Regions from separate parts of the Mus musculus genome. Here all the other regions are linked to region 1. Evidence: chromatin loops called from intact Hi-C (ENCODE). Cell type or tissue: left cerebral cortex. All regions are shown on one strand. Links, peaks and the distances in the headings refer to the core of each region. The heading gives the core; the rest is flanking DNA.

Region 1 (5,395 bases), core at 97-5,096:
TGTGTGTAAAATGACTTCTAATGATATTTTGCTATACTCATAGATCAGTGCCTTATCCAGTCATCATCAAAGGGGCTTCCTACTGCAGTAAATGAGACTAGATGGAGAGACCCACAGCCAGACATTAAACTTCGGGGTGGGGGTGGGTGGTGGGTGGTGGAGAGGGAGAGAGAGAGACTGAATATGAGGTTTCCATCAAATTCCTACCCTAGGAGCTCATGGAATTCTAAGGAAGAAGAGGAAGAAAGAGTATAAGAGCCAGAGGGGATGGCAGACACAAGGATCATGAGGCCCTCTGAATCAACTAAACAAGGCTCCTATGAACACACAGAGAACAAAGCAGCTATCACAGGGCCTATACAGCTCTGCCCCAGGTCCTCTGTATACACATTATAGCTATTAGCTTAGTATCTTTATGGGACTCCTGACTGTGCAACTAAGTGGTCTCTGATCCTTGAGCCTGCTCTTGGGACTCTTCTCTTTCTGTTGGGTTGCCATGGCCAACTCTGATATGATAGTTTGGCTTTATCATATTATATTTTAATTTTTCATGTTTATTTGTTATCTCTTAGAAGTCTGTTCTTTTTCAACGAGGGGGGAAAAAACGGGGAGGACACAGAGTGGAGGGAAGATTGGAAGTAGGAGAGGGAGGGCAAACTATAATTAGGATATATTTTCAATAAAAGAAAAATGTGAAGAATAACAAATGAGTTTAGCTAGGTATCACAGAACACTCCTGTGATCCAGCTTTGAAAGACCCTGAGGAAGGAGAATAGACCTCAAAGTAAGTCTGAGCTCCCGTTGGGAATTTCAAGCCATTTATGCTACGTCAGGATACATGGAGACACACTGTCTCAAAGTAAATAAACTAAAGGTTAGGTTTCCCTGAAAATCTTAAGAGTCTCAAAAATCAGACAGACAATAGATAGGCAGGTAGGTAGGTAGGTAGGTAGATAGATAGATAGATAGATAGATAGATAGATAGATAGATAGATAGATAGATAGATAGAAATGTGTCCCTTATGTTACTTACATGTTGTAACAACAACAAAAAATGTTTTTAAAACCTCCCCTGTGTACAATATAAACTTAACAACAGACTGAAAGAGAGTCTGTTCTTTCTTCTGTTCCAATTGCCAAACAACTCCCCTAAAACATGTAAATAAAATATATCACAGCTGAACATGTTAGCACAAATAGGAAAGTTCATCTCTTGGAGAGGAATGATCAAAGTTCAAAGTTCAAAGGTTAGACTCAAAATGTTTCCCATAAAGTCAACTGATTGTGCTCACATTGTTTTAAACTTTTTAATTCAGCACAGACCTGCTTTCAATAAGTATCCCATAAAGTACCCACAGCCTTCAGCTCAATGTAATGATGTGGGAGGAGAGGGGACACAGCATTGCACTGAGGTAAAAAGCAAAACAGATTTCTTCCACCTCCACCCACGTCCACAAGATCTCATCTGCACCCTTACAGGGACAAACACTTGGTGCCTGAGAATTCCTTGTCTCCCTCTTCCCCTCTAAGCTACCACCCACCAGACTTTCCCACAGACCCTCTCCTTTGGTTTCAGCCCTTTATAGATCCCATCTTCCTTAGTAGTCCCATATTTGCTTTTGGTGCTTGCAAGAGCTCATCATTCTCTGAGAATATCGGAAATTGATAAGAACTAATATAACTCAGATAGTGACATAAGAGTGCCAGAGCGTAGTAACATCTGTAACTCATGGGGATCCGACACAAGAGTCAACAAATGTTCCAAAATGCCTCCTTAAATGAGTGACTTACCTAAGTCCTAGCATTAAGGGTTAATACTGATTGGAGAGTGTTTTATCTCTGGTTATTTTAATCAGTTGAGCATTGACAAGTATTTAACAGTAAGAGTCACCCTAAGCTCCTCCCTCCCACCCACTTAGAAGTCAGTTTCCTACGCTCTGCCTCACAGGGACAGTAGTGAATCACAGGGTTGGGGGGGGGGGGTTATATCTGATGTCATTTCTACATCTAAGCAAATGTAATACCTACCGATTTTAAATGCCAAAGTGCAACAGTGTAATCTGTTCTGCCATCTGACAGCCAGTAAAATTCAACAAATATATGTGTGTCCTAAGGAAATATTTAAAAACCTACCAAACAAGCAATTGTTTTCCTTTCTTCAGTCTGACATTTAGAAAATGTATAAAGTGGTTTAAAACAGGGGATGCAGGGGGAGGGGGTTGAAATTGTTCCTTCAGACCTAGAACATTCTGTGCCAAGTCTCATGTCTGGCTGTGTGTTTCTGGCCAAATCCAAGACCCCTGAAAAGAAATAAAGAGAAAACTCTGCCTTTAACCTTAGCAGAGCAGTGTTGGCAGAGGCCACTGTGGGAAGAGTGGGGCTGCTGGCCTGAGATGGGCGGGCGTGCTGCTGGAGTTCGGTTTCCATTGAGAGGATGTCGGCTCCCTCAATGAGACTGCATCACCTACTGGCATGAGGTCATGGCTGTGCCAGTTTCACTGGGTCAGGCTCCCTCAGCACATTCTTTCTCCCTCCTCCCTGAGAAGGTGCTGTAAACAAGTGAGAGACAGAGAGACAGAGAGAGAGAGAGAGAGAGAGAGAGAGAGAGAGAGAGAGAGAGAGAGAGAGAGAGAGAGAGAGAGAGAGAGCAAGCATGCTGCTATAGAGTGAGCACATCCTAAATTCAAAATGCTTGCACACTGCACACTCTGGCTCCACCTGTGGTAGTCTAGACAAAAGTAGGGGCAGGAAACAGGACAAGAACAGCCAGCAAGAAAGGGCTTGCTTGGTTAGAGGGGAGGGGAGGAGTTAAGACAGGAGAGAAACAAAGAATATACAAATTAATATCACTAAAATATTAAGGTTTTTTTTTAAAAAGGGGGAACTAAATTTATAATCTGCCATGATGTCTTGTTGTAGCTCAAACAATTTCCCACCTACAAGGTTAAAAAAACTTTGGAAATTAAATAAAGGTTCCAGCCAACTGAGAAATATGAAAGAATAAAATTAAACAACCCACAGATAAACAGCTTGTATCAAGTAAGAAATCAGTGGTCTGATAACACCAAAATCATGAATGCAGATCTTAAGCTGAAAGAATGAGACAAAAACTTCAAGGTAATTAATGTTACGACATATATATACACAGACATGGGCACAAGTACAATGCTTTCCTAATGAAAGAAAAACAGGACTTTCACCTCATCTCGACGAGGGAGGTCCTGTGTGCACGGGGGGGGGGGGGAGATGACTAGAAATGATTTGCAAATCCATAAGGTTTTCTACTAAAAATAAGACACTAGGTTCCGCTGAAGGAATGCTCTTGTCACCTAGGCTGTAATCTTCTTTGTGGACATAAAATCAAAAGCATTTTAAAGGGCTTTTGTTTGTTCCATCTATTTTGACTGCCAAAAATATCATACCGGCCCACAGTAAAATGACAGAGTGACAGTGTTCTGCTTTTACATGGGGCTGGTACCTGCTGCTCACACATAGGGACCTTTTGCATAATGTGGCTCACATAAAAGGCTTTGTTCTCCATTGCCTCACTGTGGCTATGTGCCTCCACTTCGGTTTCCAGTCATTTCCTCCCACAGATCATTTAAACAAAATTCTGTCTTATTTTTAATATTTAAGCTAGCTCCTTACTAATATTCATTTAATTTTTCTGTGCCACATGTGGAACTCTGTCTGCACCACCCAAGGATAGTTTTGTTGACCTTATTTCTTGCTGTTTTTCGACATACATTTCATTTATAGCATATCCTCTAGCCCCAGAAAACAAATCTTAAAAGACGTGCCTTTTAGCTGTCCACTCCATTTTGTAGTATGTTTGTTTGTAGGGCTTGTGTGCGTGTGTGTCTGCATCTTGACAAAAGCTTCACACCCAGTTTCAAAAGGTGTCCTGGATGCTTTACACTCAGAGCTTATAACAGAGGGCAACCAGTTATCATCACAAGTCAGCTTGCTACTAACCAAACCTTTTTGACGGTGCCAGAAGAAAAAACACCAATTTTAAGCTTTCAAGAATGGTGCTTTCTGACTCTAGTGCTCACTCTCCCCTCCCCCTCCTTACACACCAAACACACACCTCCCCACTAGGGCTCCTAGGCACGCTCTGCCTTTAGATTTCCACCCTAGAACAAAGGCGAGGATAGGGAAGGCAGTCATTCGTTCAGTCCCCCACCCCCAAAGAAAGGCTTTAGAACTGAGAAGTGAATTGAAGAGCAGATGCAGCTGGGTTCCCACCCCTCTCATTTGGGAAGAAAGGACTGCATAGAAACCCAAGCTCTGTCAGGCTTGTACCTTGGAGCCCCGCCCTCTACAACCAAAGAACAGTTTTTCATTTTCCCCAAATTACCAATGTATGCCAGTTCTCCTCTTCCTGTTGTCTCTGGAGAAATAATTTGAAATTTGAAATTGGCTTGGCTCCCCTCACCTCTTTCCTCACTGTGCAGAGCTCTGTGTCTGTGAGCACACAGAGACAGGCACACATAACAAATTAATAAAATAAAAATAAATCCTCTATCTTTAATTCTCTTCCCTAGGGTCTCTGTATAATTTCTTACCCTTCTTTCTATAGCTCGGGCAATATTAACTCTCAAAACATACACCCTAGCCTGAACCGAAGTTTCCAGTGGTTTTTTAAGTGGTACCTAACAAGGTCACTGGCTCATCTTCAAATCTAGAGCTTAAGTACCTAGCCGGGTCTCTTGCCCTGGTGTGACATCTGGAGAGGTCAGGCCTGGACAGCGCCAACCTGCGCGGACTCCCTCCCGTGGCACAGGGGACCGGTCCAGCAGAGACCAGCCAGTCCGGTTCCTGCTCTCCTGGCTGGCGGCTCCTCTCTGGCAGAGGCACGGGAGGAAGGACCAGGCTGAGCTAGGCGGGACGATGTCTTACCTGGGCGCGGAAAGAGGACGCACCCGCGGTCACAGCTTACTCGCAGAGCTAGAGCTTCTCCGTGGGAGGAGCCGGGGAGACCCGGCGACCGAAGAAACGAGGGAAAGAAGGACAGGAAAGAGAAAGAGGCCGTAGGGAAGCGGAGGTAGAGAGGATGCTGCTGCCGCCGCCGCCTCCACCGCCGAGAGCCCGCGCAGCCCGAGCGCCGCCCCGTGCGCGCCCCAGCCAGGCTCCGCGGCTGCCCCGCCCCGGCTGTTCCCGCCCCGTGCGCGCCCCAGCCTGGCTCCGCCACGGTCCGCGCTAAGCTGCCACCGTCGCAGTGTAGGGGAGGGGGAGCGCCGGGCCCCGCCTCCTGCCGCAGCCAGCAGCCCGCCCCGCGGGGACAGCCAGCCTTGGAGCCCCAGAGAGCCCCGCCCAGCCAAGGCCAAGGGCGGCGAGGGCAGTGGAGACTTGGCTCCTTCCTTCCCAGGGGTGGCCTGCTCTGCAGAATTGT
Region 2 (5,395 bases), core at 82-5,081, 100 kb before region 1:
CTAATTGAAAAAAAAAAACTGAAATACTGAAGAATACTATAATTTTTGTTTCTGTAGAATTATGGAGTGTTTGTTCTCTTTTATCACTAATAGATACTTGTTATTATAATAACAATATAGTTATAGTAAAATAACAAGTAGTGGGTCACCTACTATGGTTTCTGGGCTTGAGGTTACATATACATCATCTATGGATTTAGGAGAAGAGATCTGAAAGTAAAAAAGAGAGAGAAGGGAAGAAGAAAAAAAGAGAAGATAAAGGAAGAGAAGGCAAGGGAAAAAGAAAGGACAGTTATTCAAAATAACTAGTTATAAGAAATGCATCCTATTCTTTTGGAAATGGTGTCTTCTGAATTTGGGGAGACTATGCTATTATGTCCATCATGTCATCAATTCAGTAGTACGTTACTGTTACTTGACTTAGTGAACCTCACAAAGTAAGTCTGTAGAGTTTGCTTGAAAAAACAAATTTAGAGAAATTGCAAAGTGAAAAATCAAGTGTGGTAGTCAATCCTGCCCTACTCCTGACTCTCCTATTTCAGCATCTGTACCACATGGAGAATCTTAAGCAACTATGTCACAGGGCTGCAGCCACATACTTCTGAATCAGTAGACCTGAGTAAGGCTCAGAACTTGCTTTTCCAATCTTTTAGATGATGTTGCTGGTGGTGATGGAGGGAACACAGTGGGAAAAATCACTGTAGTACATCAAGGAAGAACAAAAGGATGCTAAAATCAGAATACAGCTTTCACCCCTATGACAACATGGCCACACATGGTGTAGTATTAGGCATCAAGAAAGCTCTGGAAGCATAAATTTCTTCATCCACCTCCCTTGCCCTTATTGTCATGAAGGAAAGTAACACAAGAAAGAAAACGTGTGAGAATTAAAAAAGAGAAAAGAAGAGGCTAAGTTCATGTGTGTTCAAGAAGGAAGATTAACACAAAGGACACAGCCAATCAGTGAATGAGCTTAGTAACTGAATTTATTCATTGAATTAATATTCATTAGCACTGTGCTGGATAGTTTTATGTCACCTTGACAGAAGCTAATGTCATCTAAGAGGAGGGACCCTCAAGTAAGAAAATACTTCCAAAGGATCAGGGTTGGGGGAAGCCTGTGGCGCATTTTCTTAAGTAGAGGTATGTATAAAAGAATCCAGCCCATTATGGGTAGCGTCATCCCTGGACTAGTGGTCCTGGGCCCTCTAAGAAAGCAGGCTGAGGATGCTATGAGCAGCCGTCCAGTAAGCAGCACTCTTTCATGGCCTCTGCATCAGCTCCTGCTTTCAGTCAGGTACTGGACCTGTTTGATTTCCAGCCTTGACTTCTTTCAGTGACAGATTGTCTCCTGAAAATGCCAACTGAGAGAAACCTTTCCTCCCAAGTTGCCTTGGTCAGAGTGTTTCATCACAGCAATAGAAACCCTGACTAAGAGAGTACTTAGCATGTGTCATAAGCTGAGCTAGGTGTTAGTGACTCACTAGGGATCAAAGAAGAACATTTCTGATATCATGAGTGTGCTAGGTAAATGAATCAAAAATAATTACACAAAAAAACCAAAGCAAGTACATCAATAATGCATAGTTTCTCCGAGGGAAAACATTGGCTCTAACAGGTAGAGGACGAAGGGTTCTTTGTTTATACAGGAGGGAGGCTGGCTGCCAGGTATCAGATGTAAGAGTTGCCATGACTAAGCAACTAAGCAGAGACTAATCCTACTTCCAATGTTAGCAACTTCTTATCTCCTACAGCAGAGCTAGTAGAAAGGACTGCTGATGGATGAGTGGAATTCATGGGAAACAGATGCTACAGCCATGTATCTGAAGGCTCCTTGTGAGGTGGATCCGAGAGAGAGAATAGGAAGCATGCATTGGCTTGGCAGGCCATTGGCTTTAGTCAACCACATCTTTACCATCTATGCAGTTCAGGGCAGGCTGAGGATGGAGCACATTGTGTTTCCCAGATCTGAAGAGAAGCTCTTCTACCACACCACTCACCACCAGAGGGAGGGTTGCTGTTTGATTTTAGTGAACATTACATTTTTTACTGTAGCGACAACTCCGTCTTTCACTTCCAGGATAATAGAGAACAGAACTGTAAGGATCTGGCACAAACAAGTTACATGGCAAATCCAATGCATTCGAAGGCTTTGGGTTTTTTGGTTTTTTTGTTTGTTTGTTTTTTGTTTTCAATATACAGTGGACAAAGTGAAGGTAGGAAAGAATAACTTGCTCCCAGAGAGAATCTGTTTGTTTTTTAAACCCTTATATCCTGTAAGGGAAATGTACATTATCTAAGTGCATAGCAACTTATACACCAAAAAAAAGAAAAAAGAAAAAGAAAAAAGGAAAAGAAAAAGAAAAAGAAAAACCAACCAACAATCAAAGGCCTGGAAAAAACCCTCAGCTGCACTCCCATACCTGCTGTGTGTTCAGATGTGGACTCTGTGAGTGAGAGTTCCCAGTTGCTTCTGAATTTGCACGTGCTTGCTTAGTGAAATCTGCTATGTATGCTCCCATTTCATCTTTCAGTTTCTGCATTTTCAGGAGATCACTTCCCAGACACCCAGTTTCCTCTTTTAAACCACAGCTGCACAAGGCTAACTGTTCTCCCCCAAAGCACAGACTCAGGAGAAAACTCTTCGGGCATCCCTAATCTACTGTTGGTGAAAAAGATTTTCAGGATTACCAAGCTGGTTTTTAAAGCCTAAGGTATGTTAGATGATATAAAAATGTCTCTCCTCAGTATGGATTTTTAAGCTTTGAAAACATTCGACTCGTGGCATGCCATAAGAATCCCATTTTGACAAAATGAAAAACAAAAAACTATCTATCTAGAAAAAATATAACTGAATGCATTGGTGGAAAGTAAATGCAAAAATAGAACTGGCTGAAATCCAGTAGCCACAAGAAAAGAAATACTGCAGGAAATGGAACTAATTGGTTCCTCTACCAAGGTTTTTGTCTCCCCACAGACTTTTGTAATGGAAAGAAATGAAAAAGAAACCTCAAAGTAATGCAGAAACTGAAAGCTTGAACAAAGTTATCTATACAGTCTTGTGCATACAGAATTTCATATGAATACATTTTGGGAAAGAAAAAATACAATTTGTATCTGATGAAATTTCTCTTTTTAAATAGTTTTACTAATTTTTGGGAATATATATGTATATATAAATAATCATATTTATTATTTTCTCTCAAAACTTTCCACATTCCCCCCATTCTCAACCAACCCAACTTTGTGTCCATTTATTTCTCTCATTGAAGCAAATTTGTACCACTCCTCACATCTTGGATGCATGGCTTTCCCACACATAAGCATGGTTGACCACCAGAGGCAACATTCTTAGAAAAAATGGTCCCTCATTGTCTCAGCATCTGACAATTGCTAATAGATATTTGGCTAAGGGTGTCTTCCCATAGGCTAGTAACACTTTAGCTAGCTGGGATAAAAGTATTGGGAATTGAGTCTATGTGATTATGCCATGACAACTTTACCAAAGATAACACTATCTTTTCCCCCAAAATATCAAATTTTCAGACTATTAATATAGTAATTAATACTATATAAAACTGAAAAGCAGTATTTGAACCCAAGTCAATAGGTCCATACTGTTTATATGTGCACCCTGTGAATTATATTACTTAATTTTTAAAAATTCTCACCTTGACTACCTTCTTACTGTTTTCAGATAAAACATACTATCTTATTTATGAAAAAGATTATGGCTGCTTATGCCTGTAGAAAATTCATGTTCCTAAAATCTTATATAAATTTTATTAAAATTAATTAATAGAGATAAATTAGAACTTCAGAAGTGAGGCCCTTTATGAATCACTGAACATCTGAAATGCCTCCTCAAGGTTTCCATGGCAACCTTTCTAGACTACAAAAATAACCTGTGAAACAACATTGACACATACCACAATGCATAGCTTTTGATGCATAAATGGCTTCCTGTATTAAAAAGGTGAACCCAAGGTAAATTTTAAATATTTAGTAAAGGTAGAATCGAAGTAGACCAGGCACGACGAGGCAAGCAGTGGGCCTTTGCATTTGTAAGGAAGGAAGGAGTTGGAGGCTCAGTCTGGAGAGACTCATTTCTGTGAGCACCCTTTTTATGTACAACCATAGTTAGTCATAGCTTGTCCAAATAGAATTTTTATAAGTTACGCTTGATATATAAACAACAGTAAGCATCTCACACCAAGACTGTAGAAGAAAAATCTGGAAATCTAGGACATCCAGACCACCTGGCAAGGGAAAAATAAATGTATAAAATGCCAAAAGGTAATATGAAGGTCTGAAGATTTTTCTCATGCCCTATCAAGGGATTTCTTCTCATGTATCATGATCCTTAAAGGTATAGATTACAGTTTGACTGCTGAACCTGACAGGGCCATCAGTGTGTATGAAGCTCCCCATGTTGGCCAGAGGCCAGGTAAGTATACTTGCCATCTATGTATTCCAGCCTCCACCATTCATTAGAGCAGGCAGCAGTGTTTCAGAGGGTGGCTAGAAAGGAATAAGTGGAATGAGAGAGAGGCACTAAAGGCACTGGAGTGCCATGTACCACCCCAAAGCAGCCACATCAAGAGTTACAGCGAGCTCCAGACAGCCGGCCACCTTCCTGGTGAGAGCACGGGGTCTGCCTGGCCTGAGAGGTTTATGGCACAGGCGCCGGCGGGAGCCTTCTTGGCTCCGGGACTCCGCGGAGGGCAGGCTGCACGGGTGACCGTGTGGAATACAGAGTGCCAGCTGTTTCCGGGACGGGCGAGAGAGTCGCAGAGCTTCTGGGCGGCGCCATCTTCAGCTCCAGACAGCCGGCCACCTTCCTGGTGAGAGCACGGGGGTCTGCCTGGCCTGAGAGGTTTGTGGCACAGGCGCCGGCGGGAGCCTTCTTGGCTCCGGGACTCCGCGGAGGGCAGGCTGCACGGGTGACCGTGTGGAATACAGAGTGCCAGCTGTTTCTGGGACGGGCGAGAGAGTCGCAGAGCTTCTGGGCGGCGCCATCTTCAGCTCCAGACAGCCGGCCACCTTCCTGGTGAGAGCACGGGGGTCTGCCTGGCCTGAGAGGTTTGTGGCACAGGCGCCGGCGGGAGCCTTCTTGGCTCCGGGACTCCGCGGAGGGCAGGCTGCACGGGTGACCGTGTGGAATACAGAGTGCCAGCCGTTTCTGGGACGGGCGAGAGAGTCGCAGAGATTCTGGGGCGGCACCATCCTCAGCTCCAGACAACCAGCCACCTTCCCGGCAAGAGCCACAGAGCTTCTGAGGCTGCGACATCTTCGACTCCAGACAACTGGCCACCTTCCTGGCCAAAGCAACACAGCTTTTGGGAAAGATCCTGTTTTGGGCCTTCACCTTCAGCCAGGAGGAGGTCCAAACACC
Region 3 (5,395 bases), core at 82-5,081, 210 kb before region 1:
GCAACAGTGATACCAAAAGAAGGTTTTCAGTCTAGTCAGAAGACTGAGGCTGGAGGAACCCATGAGGGAAGGAGGTCCTCTTTTGCCAATACAGTCGGGATCTGTACTTCAAATTTAGACTCAAATCTAATGTTCAGGCTGCTCTACTATAAATGTATTCCCTTATCCAAGTACAATGTTTTGTGAAAATTTGAGGTTTTTTGCAACAAATTTTAAAAACAGACATGTTACTTTCATATTTGTATAACAGACAAATTATTTTCATACTTTCATATTATGGTAAAACACCTAGCATTTGTATAGCTGTTAGAAGCTGAGGGAGAACCCAACACACATGCTTTTGTCTTCTCTCTCTCTCTCTCTCTCTCTCTCTCTCTCTCTCTCTCTCTCTCTCTCTCTCTCTCTCTCTCTCTCTCTCCTCCGCATCTTAGCTAGGTAAGAATTGTATTTTTTATGAGTGTAGCTGAACAGTGTGACTCATTTGCCGAGAGCTGCTGCATGGTGAGCGGGTAGCATGTGGCTCAGCTTGTCCCCCAGGATTCACACTGCCTGGTCAGATAAGGCTGGAAGCACCAGGGTTTGTCAGGCAACAACACCAGTTGTTCTATTCATCTGTTCTTGATGCGAATTTCCATATTCCCCCGAGTGCAGGTGCAAATGCTCTCTGTAACATGCTAAGGAGCAATGAAGCATGAAGATACAGGGAGGAAGGGAGAAAGGCTCTCCACGCCAAAGCAGAATTTCAGTGTATCTAAGGAGCTTGTGGAAGAAGGTCGGGGGAGGTGTTTACTGCCTAGTATCGCCAAGCTACTCAGGAATTGCAACAAAGGCAAACTCAAAGCCCAAGCACTCGCCATTCAGTGCCAAATACTTTTCTGATATAAACTAGCAATATTGTCAACTAGTCTATATGTTTATAGATGCATAGATATGTAAACATATTACTATACAATTCAAATGTTACGTTATTGTTTGATTACACATATATTCTCAAGATACCTGAAAATTATTGTTAAACTAAAACCACATTTCTCTTTCTCTCTCTCCCCTTCCCTCCCTCCCTCCCAACCTCTGTCCCTCCCTCCCCCTTCCATTCTTTCTTCTTTTTTGTTTTGTAAGGAAAGAATATATAGAAGTAGAAATAGAGTGAACATCAAAAATTCCTTGATAATATTAATCAAGCCAAGGATTTGCCAAAAAGTAGAACTAAATCTCAAAACAGTAACTTCCATTGCTGATTATTTTCTCATAATCCATTTTAAATAAAAATATTTTATAAACTGGTGAGAATTTTTCTCTAAATGGAGATTGTTTCTAACCCTCAGAAATTGGAAAGCAACGAAATAAATCATCATGAGAAAATAAAACAGCAAATTAGAAATGAGAAAAAAAGTCAGGATATTAGAAAATATAGGAGAAAGTTTGAAAATCATAAAATATAATTAAATTATATCTACATTTAATTACACACACACACAGACACACAGACACAGACACACACACACCAAATTGGCACAAATTGTTTTTAGCACAATAGACTTGGTAATAACTCAAATCCAGTAAAATGTTTTTTTAAGTGTCAATTAGCCAAAGGGACTGATGAAATACTTTTTAAAATATCAATTCTGATGTGGTTCTGTTATTTAATAGAAACCAAGACAAACGAGATGGTCCCACTAGATTCAAGAACACAACAAGAACAACTGTGTGCCAATAAATCAACATTTTAAAGCATCACATTATGTCTTATGAGACAGAACTTTGCTGATGTCAATTCAAAAGTTTGTAGGCATTTAAAATTCCGAAACGATCCTACAATATATTGAGTCATTGGGTTTAATAGGAACAGTCTCAAGAAACCATTTTTTCCCCGATATTTTGATTCAGAATTACTGGTTTAAGACAATGTCACCCTGCTGTGACTTTGACTGAGAAGCAAACATGATCAACGAAGCATCACATGACTCTATATTTAGATGAAAAACTTTACTTGGTGTTCATTGCTTCCTCTATTGTGTAAAGCATAGACCCTTCTAGCTGGGGTATATATAAGCCCATACCTTCCTAGGAGCAAGAGACATCATTCTGTATGGCACTGTCCATGAAAGCTGGCCCTGATAGGCTCAGATCCAGTAGGCATCAATACAACAAGCTGTACAGTATGACAGAAGTGCACACCCACACCCGCTTCATCTGGTAGAAACCATGCAGGCAGGACAAAGCAATCACCACAGATACAAACCTTATAGAAGTGCCTTAATTAGAAAAAATCTACATCTCTCTCATTCCTTCTAGCCCAGATGCCTAACCTTCATGAGGAAAGTCTTGAAAAGATTCCCATTTTCTGGTCTCATCCACCGGTGCTGCCAGGCCGGACGGTTTGCAGCAAGCCTGTGTGTTTTCCTGCAGATCCACCCTTGAATGCTAAGTAACTGCTCTGCACACGCCTCTCTCTGCGGAGCTCAGGGAAATGGCAGCCAGAGCAATGAGTGGTTGGCATGGCAACAACAAGAAGAAAATCTGCAACCTCTTGTATTGTTAGGCCTGCTTGTTTATTTGCCTCAGGGGCCTATGCGGATAGCTTTAGTCATTTTGCTGGAGAAATGGCGCCGAGCTATTTTGCTGTGCGTACATTAATGTAGCGTATACAGTAGGTTGTATTTTAAAGGGGATCTCAATTGAGAATTGAAGGAAGAATAAGAATAAGAGGGTAGCAAAAGGCAGGTTTCAGTTTCCTAAGGTTGAAAAGGAAGAACAGAAAGGTTAGAGCTCTTGGCTGTTTGCATTTGAGCGATGCCAACCTCTGCGCCTATTATGTGTTTTCCAGCTTCAATATACGGTCTATGCAACAATAATTTTATGGGTCTGGGCCTGTCTGTTATGGGGCTGCTTGAATTATGGGGATGTTAAAAAGGAGAGAAAGCTATATCACCTCCTGGGTAGGGGGTAGACCTGGAAAATACAACTGAAAATATAGATGTTCCAGGGGAAAAAAAAAAGGGATTGTCGAGAATGGTTGGGAGTCAGGTAAAGAAATGTCCTTCCTTTTTATTTTATTTTATTTTATTTTATTTCTATTTTTTTATTTACCCCAAGTGATATGCAAAAAAGAGCCACTTCATCTGGGGACTTGTTTTCTCCTATTAGTGTTCAAATCCCATACCCAAGAACAACTTAAGTCACTCATGTCTGCTCTTAAAAACTTGCATACCTTGACAACTATAAATATCTTTTTCTTTTCGGCTGCCCTTCAGTCTCCACTTTGGAGGAAACTGAGACTCACGCTATGATTTCATGCCATGCTCTAGGAGTGTGAATATAAGTTCTACAACAGAAATGTGCACTTTGCCTGCCATAGATGGCAGCTGCAGAGGGGCAAGAGAGGAGCTCTCTTCTAAAAAGTAAGGAGCTTGGACCCTGTAGTACATGGTCTCAGGTGATGACTACACCCAAGAAAGATGGAAAGCTAGTCTTCTAGATGGACAAAGGTCGATATTACAAGATTAATTCTTTCAGGTAACAAACAAACAAAAACAAAACAAAACAATAAAACCTCTAATCTAAAGGAATCTTGAAAGACTTGTCAGTGGGCAGCCTGCTTAGAATGTAAATGAATGATAAATTATACACAAAAATTACATCTCTTCTTGGAGAAAAGACAATTCAGAATGAAACCAAGTTGCAAGGGGTTCCAATTGTCCTTCTGTGTCCTGTGTTGGAAGGTAGGGAGAGGTGGAGGGAAGGTTTCAGGATCTCTGTAATATCATAATCTATTGTTCGAGTCCTTATGTAAAATCTCATAACATTTGCATAAGGCCTCTGCAATCTGCACATATGTCTTAAGCCATCTCTAGACTGCTTATATTATGGATATGGTGTACAAATTCCATGTTAATAATTGATATACTGCATTAAGTAAGAAACAGTGACTGGCAGGAAAGCACTATTATTCTGTCCAAACACAATTTCTTTCAGATTTGTTTAATTCACAGTTGTCTTTAGTAGTGGGTGAGCAGATAAGGAGAACAGACTCCAGTTTTGCAAGCATCCCTTGAGGAACAGAGAGGCATCAGAGACTTTTCTATCTCTAGAGAAAGAATGGTGTTCAACAAATGTGAGGAATACAGAATTAACACATCCTTTGCAGATCTGGCTTTTACCATTGGCATTTACATTATATTAAGGTGATTTCATAACTGTACTCAGCAAGGATGAGACTCAATGCCATCGACAACAGGACATCAAAAGACGTGACAACCAGTGACTTTGCCAAGTCACGAGCACACCGAGTATGGAAACTGTCTCCACATCCTTAAAATGCCACTTGAAAGGTAACTTTAAACATTTCCGCTTCCTATAATGATGTTCTGATCAAAGTGTTTTACATTTTTAGATACAAAGATTTATTGGTTTTTATAGATACAATCAAGCCTTCTGCCCTTTTCCAAGTAACCTCATGCTAACTTAATATGAATTCTAATGACTTTGATCCTAGCTTCTGGATCAGAAACTTATAGATGAGGTGCCTAATTGTCACTCTGTAAATTCTGTGGGGGCCAAAACATATTTCTCTTGCTTTGTTTAATAAAGTGCAAAGGAAAAGAACAGATTATTCCAAGCTAATATTCTTCTAAATTATGCTTTGGATAACAATTTTAAAACGAAAAAAAAAAGCCTAACTGTTGATTTAGTGGCTTGCTTCTGAATAGTTTCACATGTATTTACATCCTTCCATGGCATAGCTTTAAAAATGGCACTTTAGTACAAGGAAAAAAAGCCCACCCACCTTTCTGTGGGCTTGCCTTTACATTGTGTGGCAGGAGATCACAGCTAACAAATATAAGGACTAAGATTGAAATACTATTGCCTTCTAACATATCCTGCTCCCCAATCCTGGTCTCAGTGCACAAGGACAAAATCAAGTTGACTGTAGATGTGCACCTTCCAAAAGTCTCAACGATCATAAATGAAAATGAACGTCCAAAGGGTAAGAGATAGAGATGGTAGGACACCAGGCCAAAGGAGGCCCAGTCTTGGGAAGATATGATGGTCCCATCCTTGACCATGTAAACCTGTTTATGGAGATGGATTACAAATGAGCTCAGGGAAAATAACTTCTGGAAACAAAGAGACAACCATAGCCAAGAGGAAAGTAGAAGAGATATTCTGAGTTAACTAGGAGTTTTGTGGCCACCTCAAGCACAGCTGAGGACCTCCCCCCCCCCACTGAGGAGTGCTCTATATAAATAGTTGGGTTTTTGAGGATTATTCTTTATGGAAGAAATATGATATACTGTTACAGTGTATGTAAGCAAGCAAGCAAGCAAACAAAAAAGAATGAGCTCCTTGGTCCTATTTGAAATGGTCACCTCCAAATATAACGCTAGTTCCCATC

Evidence for each region. Hi-C counts contacts between places; a loop is a spot of excess contacts. Peaks named below come from ENCODE experiments on the same cell type or tissue, not always from the same donor. Only the 100,000 strongest peaks of a DNase experiment are listed, where the experiment ranks them.
Region 2: a loop joins it to region 1, with 2.0 times the contacts of the local background. A loop is called at or near these places in 2 of 42 quality-filtered maps.
Region 3: it touches region 1 in a loop (3-fold over the local background); 3 of 42 quality-filtered maps call a loop at or near these places.

Annotation. Positions count from the first base shown.
Region 1 is chr1:66,175,003-66,180,397 of GRCm38, reverse strand. It overlaps a transcript of Map2 not described here. Among named protein-coding and RNA genes, the nearest start is that of Gm51629, 53 kb to the left of the region's middle. In left cerebral cortex, for the core only: a CTCF peak has its summit at 2,758; DNase peaks (open chromatin) are centred at 1,522, 2,719, 3,568 and 4,186; H3K4me3 peaks cover 2,732 bases; H3K27ac peaks cover 1,686 bases.
Region 2 is chr1:66,276,957-66,282,351 of GRCm38, reverse strand. It overlaps a transcript of Map2 not described here. Among named protein-coding and RNA genes, the nearest start is that of Gm24729, 26 kb to the left of the region's middle. In left cerebral cortex, for the core only: a CTCF peak has its summit at 1,995 (motif pointing right); DNase peaks (open chromatin) are centred at 2,570, 3,963, 4,063, 4,394 and 2 more places; H3K27ac peaks cover 1,945 bases.
Region 3 is chr1:66,383,983-66,389,377 of GRCm38, reverse strand. The region is part of intron 4 of Map2 (microtubule-associated protein 2); the gene reads right to left. Among named protein-coding and RNA genes, the nearest start is that of Map2, 65 kb to the right of the region's middle. In left cerebral cortex, for the core only: no CTCF peak of the experiment used is centred there; DNase peaks (open chromatin) are centred at 542 and 2,446; H3K4me3 peaks cover 1,657 bases; H3K27ac peaks cover 2,980 bases.